Regions from separate parts of the Homo sapiens genome. Here region 1 is linked to region 2. Evidence: chromatin contacts called from ENCODE Hi-C or POLR2A ChIA-PET data. All regions are on one chromosome and are shown on one strand. The core of a region is the stretch at or near the end of the contact, and the rest is flanking DNA. Distances in the headings are between cores, read along the strand shown. Region 1 has its middle 71 kb from the start of LINC02817. Region 2 has its middle 130 kb from the start of LINC02817.

Evidence for each region. A loop is a pair of places that touch in the nucleus more often than their neighbours do. ChIA-PET counts read pairs that join two places held with the same protein, here RNA polymerase II (POLR2A). Pooled maps may share reads with other maps.
Region 1: a loop to region 2 is called in a pooled map, with 2.0 times the contacts of the local background. The contact joins two enhancer-like sites. A Hi-C loop is called at or near these places in 2 of 168 maps with a recorded cell type or tissue (PC-3 and heart right ventricle) and 1 of 50 pooled maps. POLR2A ChIA-PET finds 5 or more read pairs at or near these places in 1 of 52 experiments (WTC11).

The regions. Positions count from the first base shown.
Region 1 is chr1:221,262,918-221,267,556 of GRCh38, forward strand. No RefSeq gene overlaps it. Among named protein-coding and RNA genes, the nearest start is that of LINC02817, 71 kb to the right of the region's middle. Within about 2 kb of position 1,681, at least 2 of the 41 ENCODE cell types and tissues checked have a DNase peak (open chromatin) inside an H3K27ac peak, as active enhancers do; they include heart right ventricle, where a contact is called at or near this core.
Region 2 is chr1:221,201,019-221,205,126 of GRCh38, forward strand. No RefSeq gene overlaps it. Among named protein-coding and RNA genes, the nearest start is that of LINC02817, 130 kb to the right of the region's middle. Within about 2 kb of position 2,618, at least 10 of the 41 ENCODE cell types and tissues checked have a DNase peak (open chromatin) inside an H3K27ac peak, as active enhancers do; they include heart right ventricle, where a contact is called at or near this core.

The sequences.
Region 1 (4,639 bases), core at 431-2,930, 61 kb after region 2:
ATTAGGCTACTCGGGGGTCAGGGACCCACTTGCGGAGGCAGTCTGTCCGTTCTCAGACCTCAAACTCCATGCTGGGAGAACCACTACTCTCTTCAAAGTTGTCAGACAGGGACGTTTAAGTCTGCAGAAGTTTCTGCTGCCATTTGTTCAGCTATACCCTGCCCCCAGAGGTGGAGTTTACAGAGGCAGGCAGGCCTTGTTGAACTGTGGTGGGCTCCACCCAGTTCGAGCTTCCTGGCTGCTTTGTTTACTTACTCAAGCCTCAGCAGTGGCAGACACCCCTCACCCAGCCTTGCTGCTGCCTTGCAGTTCGATCTTGGACTGCTGTGCTAGCAGTGAGCAAGGCTCCGTGGGCATGGGACCTGCTGAGCCATGTGCAGGATATAATCTCCTGGTGTGCCGTTTGCTAAGACCGTTGGAAAAGTGCAGTATTAGGGTGGGAGTGTCTCGATTTTCCAGGTACTGTCTGTCACGGCTTCCCTTGGCTAGGAAAGGGAATTCCCCGACCCCTTGCGCTTCCTGGGTAAGGCGATGCCCTGTCCTGCTTCAGCTCACACTCTGTGGGCTGCACCCACTGTCCAACAAGTCCCAGTGAGATGAACCTTGTACCTCAGTTGGAAATGCAGAAATCACCTGTCTTCTGTGTCTCTCACGCTGGGAACTGTAGACTGGAGCTGTTCCTATTTGGCCATCTTGGAGGGAGCTATGAAACAAATGTCTTTAAGAGTGCTAACACTTCAGCCTAAGACTGCAGGTGGGAATTCATGAAAATTAATTGCTAAAATCCTGATGGAATGGAATAGCAGAATGAGATAGCTGTGTTTTCTTTATACAGTATTTAAGCCATATTTCTGCATAGCTAGGGACTGTGCAAGTGTTTTTCTTTGCTTCTGATACCACAGTTACAAAGGATTCCACTGGTGCCACTCAGGAAACAGTGAAGTATTTCTGTGTCCTGTGTTTCAATTCCTGACATCTTAAAGATGGCGGCTGCCATCGTTTTCTACAGTATCTCAAGCTCATTCTCCACCAGATGGCAGCACTGAAGTTCAGAGGCCTTCAGCACAGAGCCTCCTTGCCTGGTGAATACAAATGCAAAGCTTTAAGCTCCTTCACACAAGTTAGACTCTCATTCTCTCTCCTACCTCCCCTCCCCCACTGAAGGCAACCCCTTCCAATAATCAGCCTTCTAGACTAAAATAGAAGCTTTTAACATTTTAATGTCTTGTCACATTACTCACCAGTCTCATCTAGGTCCAGGAAACCATTTCCTGGAGGCCTCTTTTTTATTTGTGTTCATTAGCTGCGCTAATACATTCTCTTGGAAACCACAGTTTAATAAATTTCATAGCGCATAACCAGTGGACTTAATGAATATTAGTCACTCGGAGCAATTTTTGTTTATTCAGCTTCTCTTTCCTCTCCTCCCTTCCCCTACCCCAGACCTCATTCTGTGGAATGATAATAATACACAGAGAGCTGGCTGGTTACAGAAGACTCTAAAAACAAGAAGAAAAAGGATCTTTCTGAGCTCACACCTGTTTTAAGGTTTGTTATCCTTAAAACGAAAAGCTGTAGGGATTCACTCAGCTCTTTCCTTGTAGCTCCCAGTGGACTTTGCTGTTAAACCACAGGGAGGAGCCCAGCCTTCAGAGCACTTAAAAGTACTTATGTCAAATCCATCCCATTCTTCCGGCCTCCGTTTCTCAATCCAGCCACCATTCCCAGGGGCTGGAGCACATTACAAGGCATTCACTTCATATGAATGGGCACACACAGACTTTTTCACCATTTCGATATGTCTAACATTTGCAGGCACATCCTGTAGGCTGCCTGAAACAGCCTTAATTTCAATTTACTGTCTCCCCAAGGATCTTGCCATTCTGCGGAAAGTAGAAAACTCAATGGTCGTTTCTCCTCTCCGACCTCTCACCCCAGGCTCTCTCTGCCCTCCTCCTCTTTCAAGGAAAAGCTGTATTGGGAGGAACATTTTGCTCCAGATGAATAGAATGAAGTTTTGATGCTTCTAACAGCACGTATGATCTTTTATTTTTAAAAAATAATGAGCAAGTTACATCAGATTACCACATTTGGAAACTGTTCAAAGTCGGCATACAAAGCCCAGTAAATGCTGTCTTGGGTCCTCCTGGAATATGATTACACAAGACAGCATGAAATCATAGTCTTGAAGTTTTACGTTGTCGTTTGTAACCCGCTAGGTCTAACTCTATATAACTTTTTAGTATGGAAATTTCCAAATATGTATACAACTTGAGAAAATACTGTAATGAACCTCAAGGTACCTGTCCTTTAACTTTCACATTAATCAACATTTGGCCAATCTTATTTTATCAAATCCTCTTCTCACACATGCCTGTCTTTTTTGCTTGGAGATTTAAAAACAAATGACAGATGTGTCTTTTTCTCTGTAAACAGTTTGGCATGCTTTGCTAGCTGATAAGAGCTTTCTATTTTTAGCATAATCACCATGCCAATATCACACTTAACATAATTAATGGTAATTCCTTAGTCATCTAATACCTAGTCCATTTTAATTTTTTTCCTGATTACCTCAATATTTTTTTTACTAGTTCAGAATCCAAACAAGACCCACTCATTGCATTAGTTGTTTTTTCCTTAAGTCTCTTTTGTTTTGCAACAGGTCCTCCTCCTTCTTCTCCTCTTCCTCCTCCTCCTCCTCTTCCTTCTCCTTCTCTAGTTTTATGCCATAGATCTGTTGGTTATACCAAGATTTTTGTCTATAGAAATATTTCATACTGTACATTTGACTGATTGTTTCCTTGTGGTGTCATTGAATTTGTTCTTGTACTGTTAGGGATATTTCTGGCAGAGAAAAAGTTAGCTGAGTTTTTCACTCTTATACTGAATAAAAACCAGTAGAATACAGAGGGAAATCCTCATTTTGCTTTGGCATCTGGAGCTACACTTACTGTTAATTCATTCAGCAAATATTAATTAGCTCTTGTAATGTACCAGGCACTGTACTGGGCTTTGGGAATGCAGAGTGACTAAGGGGGTTGGGAATATGGGATAACTGAGAAAATCATGGACCTTATCCTTGTGAAACTTAGGAGTCGTGGGTTTCAAAGCACCACTTAAAAAAACACCTGTGTTGGGTTCTCCTAACACTCTTGTAACGTCCATCAAGTTGTAAAGCCCTCTTAAATTTACTGAAGAATACCGAGGATGAAGTGATAGGTGCTGTAGACAGGAACTATACAAGAAATCACTAATGGAGAAGTCAGACACCATTCCCCTTGGACTTTTGGATTTCGCTCTTTTGATAAATTAATTTTAGATCCTAAACTCTGTCACAGGTGGATCAGTACTGCTAAAAAGATTTAGGCAACCCCTGAACAAAATTAATATCAGGGTATCAATTTATATTGGCCTAGGTTACAAAAGAAGTTAGTTCCTTACGAGTTCCTTAATTCTGACACCCATCTCCAAGAAATCCATCAATGCATAAAAATAAGAAACACATTGGAACATAGTGCACAGAGACTAAACACAACTGAAATAAAAGTTACCCAAAATGAAACTTCTCTTACTTACCAGTGTGTGATAAACTCTGATATCTCCAAATCTATTTTGTTTTATTTTTATTTCATTTTGTTTTAAAAAAATGCTTATTGCAAACCAATAAATGAATTTTGTGATCCACCAATGAGTCATGATCTGCTGATTTTGGAAAAGGCTTGACATTTGGATAAGATGGGGTCATGGACCATCTGCTTGAACTACGTCGTTGAGGCTTACTTTTGTAAAAGCCCAGATTTTGTGCCTTTGAAATAATATCGGAGGAAGGGATTGAGGTAGGGGGTTTTCAGAAGTTGTAAACATCATCAAGGCCTTCCTCTTATTTATTTATTTTTTTCTGGATAGAAGCAGTGTAAGCGGACGGAGGGAGACACTGGGGGCAAAGTAAGATCCTTGAGAATTTCAAGTGTCTTATTTTTAAGGAAGGAGACTAAATTTTTTTTTTAAAGTAGCACCTATTGGCTGTATGTTTTCTCATCTTATCTTATGTAATCCTCATAACAATGTAACTGTGTAGCCTTTATATATGTTACATAGGAGAAAACTTGGACTCCCCGAGATTGAGTAGGTAGAGGAACTGACTATTAACCAACTCACAGAGACCATGTCTCCCGGCAATTGGGGACTAACAGAGACTGGAGTCAGGCAATCTTTACTCTGAATCCTTGCTGTGGTACTTAGTGATAGTTATTAGTAAGTGAGGAATAAATAAGATTAAATGTGCAAACACTCAGCATCTAGTAGTCACTGATTATTTGTATGAATATAAGATACATGTATAAGCTATATATTAAAATATGCATACATGATATATATACATATATAAGATATACATTAAAATTTTTGTTTTTAAAATTATCCCTTGGAACAAGATGATATGTCAAAAATACTGGCATTGTGTACATTTCTAATCTTGCAGTCTGTTGGCATCCCTCACTGCCCTGTCTCCTCCCAGTAACGCTGAATATAGTTAGAATCCTGCATGTACTGGGCACCATAGCAAAACTTGAAAAGCAAACCAACACACATACAAACTCAACAACAGGTGTCAGCCTCCAGCAGAGAAATTTGATGGAAG
Region 2 (4,108 bases), core at 1,368-3,867:
GATAGCTCCTATGGTTTTGTATAACATTAATTTGGGTTTTCAGGGATGACAAAACTTATTTAGAAGCTGACTCAGGGGATAAATTTTGATTTAGCAAACAGTCTCAGAGAACGGTGTTTCAAAGACAACCACCTTGTCCAGGAGTCTGCCTTTGAAAAAACTGAGAAACAACCAGTTTTGATGGATTCTTTCATTCTCTATAGGCCTTCACTAGATCCCCATCCCATCCTAGGATTCTCTACCATTCTAGAACAAAATTCCCACTCACTAGTTGACATGGACTCAGAAAGAAAGCTAAGCAATAGTGTATTTACTCTCCAAATATGACCATTGATTATCTAACATACGTTTTCACCAAAGTACTTTTATTGTAGAGGATGTCAGAGGTATTAAAGAAGCCACACCCCTAGTGACAAATACCTTTACTGCCTCCTGTTTTACCTTACACATTTGTGAGAATTTAAAAATCTATACAATAAATTATTCTTTTTAACACAAACATAAATTTTCCTCAAACATTTTTAAGAATAATTAATACACCAGGAAGATAATTTATGCTTATCTGGGGCCTTGCATATTCACTATCAGCATGGCCAGGATCCAGGAGGTCACATGTACCTGTCTGAGAAACATGAAATTGATGTGTTGTCCTCTGAGCTATCCCTGAAAGAGTAGACTTCAGGTACTATATTGACGACTGTCTACCTCATCTTACAACCCCCAACTGGATCAAGTAACCACAGATCTTGGTTATAGAAGACAAGGGTTTAACAGGACACTAATAGCAATTATGTCATGTTCTAAACCTTTTGTTTTTATTTGCTTGGAAGCTGAGGCCCAGGAAAGTTGAAGGACTTCCTCAAGGTCACAGAATCAGGACTAGTTTCTAGACCTCCTAACTCCAATCCCATTTGAACTTAGGGGGTAGTATATGACTGGTGTCTGACTGATACCAGTCAGAAAACAGATGGGTTGTGTGGATGAATCAGCTACACTTCTATCCTTTTCACATAACCCAGACAGTTCAAAGGAGTTGGAGATGCATTTGCTGTATTTTGCTTTTTGCAAAGGATAAGTGTCTCTTCCCAACTTTTATGATTTGAATAATGATTTAACAATGAAGATCCTGGAAACACAAACTCTATGGGAGGTTGGTAAACTTTTATTTATAAGATATGCTTATAAATAAAGGATATCTTTATTTTCAGTGCTGGGCTGCTCAGGATTAGACTAGAGTGAAGAAAACTGGATTGTATTTAGATTTTTCTGATATATTTGAAAGCTGAAAAGAAAGTATAGGAAATAAATACTTTTTTTTCATTTAAGATTTTAAAAGGAATTTAAGTGCTTGTTAAAAAAAAAGTTGCCTCTTGACTGTCGGTAATCTTTTCGGCAGACATAGAAAGGGAAACCTTTATACCTTTGTATTTTTAGTTCCTAACAAAGGACAACTGTGCATGAATGGGGAGAACATTAACCCCCACTTGCCCTCAAATGTAACCTGTGATCACATTGTGCCAACTACACCAGTGAGCACCAACAAATATAGTTATTAATTGAGGTTTCTCAAACATCTGGACTTTTGGCACCCAGAACCAAAATAGCTGGACATTTGTTTGAATTCTCTACTTGTTTTCCAAGCTTGACATTGAGTCAGAATAATAGCAGTTATAGACTACTTCCTATATGCCAGAGTCAGGCTAAATGTTTTACCTGTATTAGCTTGTTTAACCTTCACAACCATCAAATGAGTCCTAAAGTATGAATGATTCCTTTTAGAGATGAGGGTACTGAGGCTCAGAGAAGGAAGCACAGAGCTGATATGAGAACACTGTCTGTCTGATTATAAACCCTGAACTGAGAGTGTTTCATTTTGGCAAAATGACTACAGAGGGCAACAAATGATATAAATCCAATTTGTAGCTACCCTACTAAAAGAAAGAGTGACTGTACAATATCTGAGTTAATAACATTACTCAGTAGTATCACCATTGTTAGCAAATTTGATAATTTGGGGAAAATTTTTCCTTCTCTTGAATTACTCTGATGCATTCAAATTCACCTGATAATTGTGTATTACATGTATTACCCTTTGAGTATTAAAACAACTGAAAATACCTGCATCTTTGTCAGATTAAATAATTTAGAAAATGAAAAAATACACAAAAACAAATTAAATAAACATAAGACTCAATCCCTGGGTTAAAGATGAATATTGCAGTTTTCTTTACTAGTTAGTGGCTAGAGTTTTAACTAGGTAACCTTGAGCAAGTTACTTAATCTCTTAAGCCTCAGTTTTCTCATCTTTAAAACACAAATGATAACAAAACCTACTTTAGCCTACTTTGCTAAAGGATGGAATAAAAAAATGCATGTAAAGTGCTTAACACAGTGCCTGGCTTATAGCATGGTTTCAAAACATAGTTAATTATCTGTCATAACTTAAGCTGGTACCATGGGAGAACTGGAATTCAGAAGTACACCTGAGGTCTACTCCCACCAATGGGGTGGGGGGCTGGGGTGGGTCACTGGAGAGCAGAGAAACCTCATGCAACTTTCACCCTTTCTCCTTGTTTCTGGATCTTCAGTCGCAGAAGTAAGCCAGCTTCACTTCCTCTGTTACTACTGCCCCCTGCTGGCTGGGGAGGGAAAGATGCGATGGCAGAGCTGAAATTGTTTGCTTTCCTTTCTCTGCTTCTCACACTTCTCTGTGCCAGGTCTTCAGGTTTCTTTAAATATTAAAGCTGACTAACCCTAGCCTCCTGTAAAAGGATGTGAGAGCATGAATATGATCACTCTCTCTTTAGTACTGTAAAATTTTATGGTTATGTAGAAATTCAATGTTAAAAAAACCCCAACAACTCTATGATGAAATTTCTCTGGATAAATAATTAGTTATGCCCAGAGACACATTGTGGGGGCAGTGCATTTTTTGACCTTTCAACATAGACAGATGGTTTACGCATCTTCAGCATTCAGAGTTTTCTGAGGAGCATTATATAATCTCAGTGTGGTCACCAAATGAAATAAGAAATTCCTCATTTGGCAGATGGAGCTTGCGTATCGAGTTCATAAACTTTAATACTTCTCCCAAGTCCAAAATCAGAGACAACCTGCTCCCAAGTCAGTTTCCCATTTGCACTTAATTAGGGAGTGTGTTTTGGAGGTCAGTGAAAACCAGTGGAGTATGTTTTCATAATAACTTCCCTCACAATAAAATTATTTGGGAGGCAGCTATCCAACTTTTTCTGGAATGAGGGCAAGAAAAATGGGGACACAAAGTGAAGTTATTGGATACCTTATCTGGAACTGCCCAAAATGTTGACTGAGATCCAAAGAACACACAGTACCTTCTGGATCAGGGAAAAGGAGCCAAATGTTTTTATAGTCCCAACAATTTTCTTAACTACAATTTTGCTTCATTTCTAACAACGAAGTGAAGTACTTTTAAGGATTCCAAATACTAGAGAACAAAAGCCTTCTCAGAGTTGTAATCATGTCATACAGAAATAGAGACAGTAAGTATCCTGGTTAAGGAAAATGTGAATATGTGGATGAACAAAAGTGACTGGTAGTTAGGACAGGTAGCCAGACTGTCACTTACTGGCTGGATGCTTTTGTGTATTTGGGTTTAACAAAGATAACATGGTGAGTCCCAAACATGTTGCACCTCACTTTATAAAGTGTGATATCACTGTAGCTGTAGGAAAGTGTATTGTGCTTGTATTAGCCTTTTTCTAAAATGTCCTAGAATAATTCTAAGTCACAAATCAAATTAGAGAGAGTAAACTTCCTTAATAGATTAAGAAATCAAATTCTGATAGACTAGTACTTCTTTGTAGTTTTTTAAATAATATTTTTGCTATTTTTTCTGAGACAGAATTTTGCTCTTGTCACCCAGGCTGGAGTGCAATGGTGCAATCTCGGCTCACTGAAACCTCTGCCTCCCGGGGGTCAAGCTATTCTCCTACCTCAGCTTCCCGAATAGCTGGGACTACAGGCATGTGCCACCACGCCCAGCTAATTTTCTTTTCCTTTCTTTTTTTTTTTTTTTTGTATTTTTAGTAGAGATGAGGCTTCTCCATGTTGGCCAGGCTGGTCTCAAACT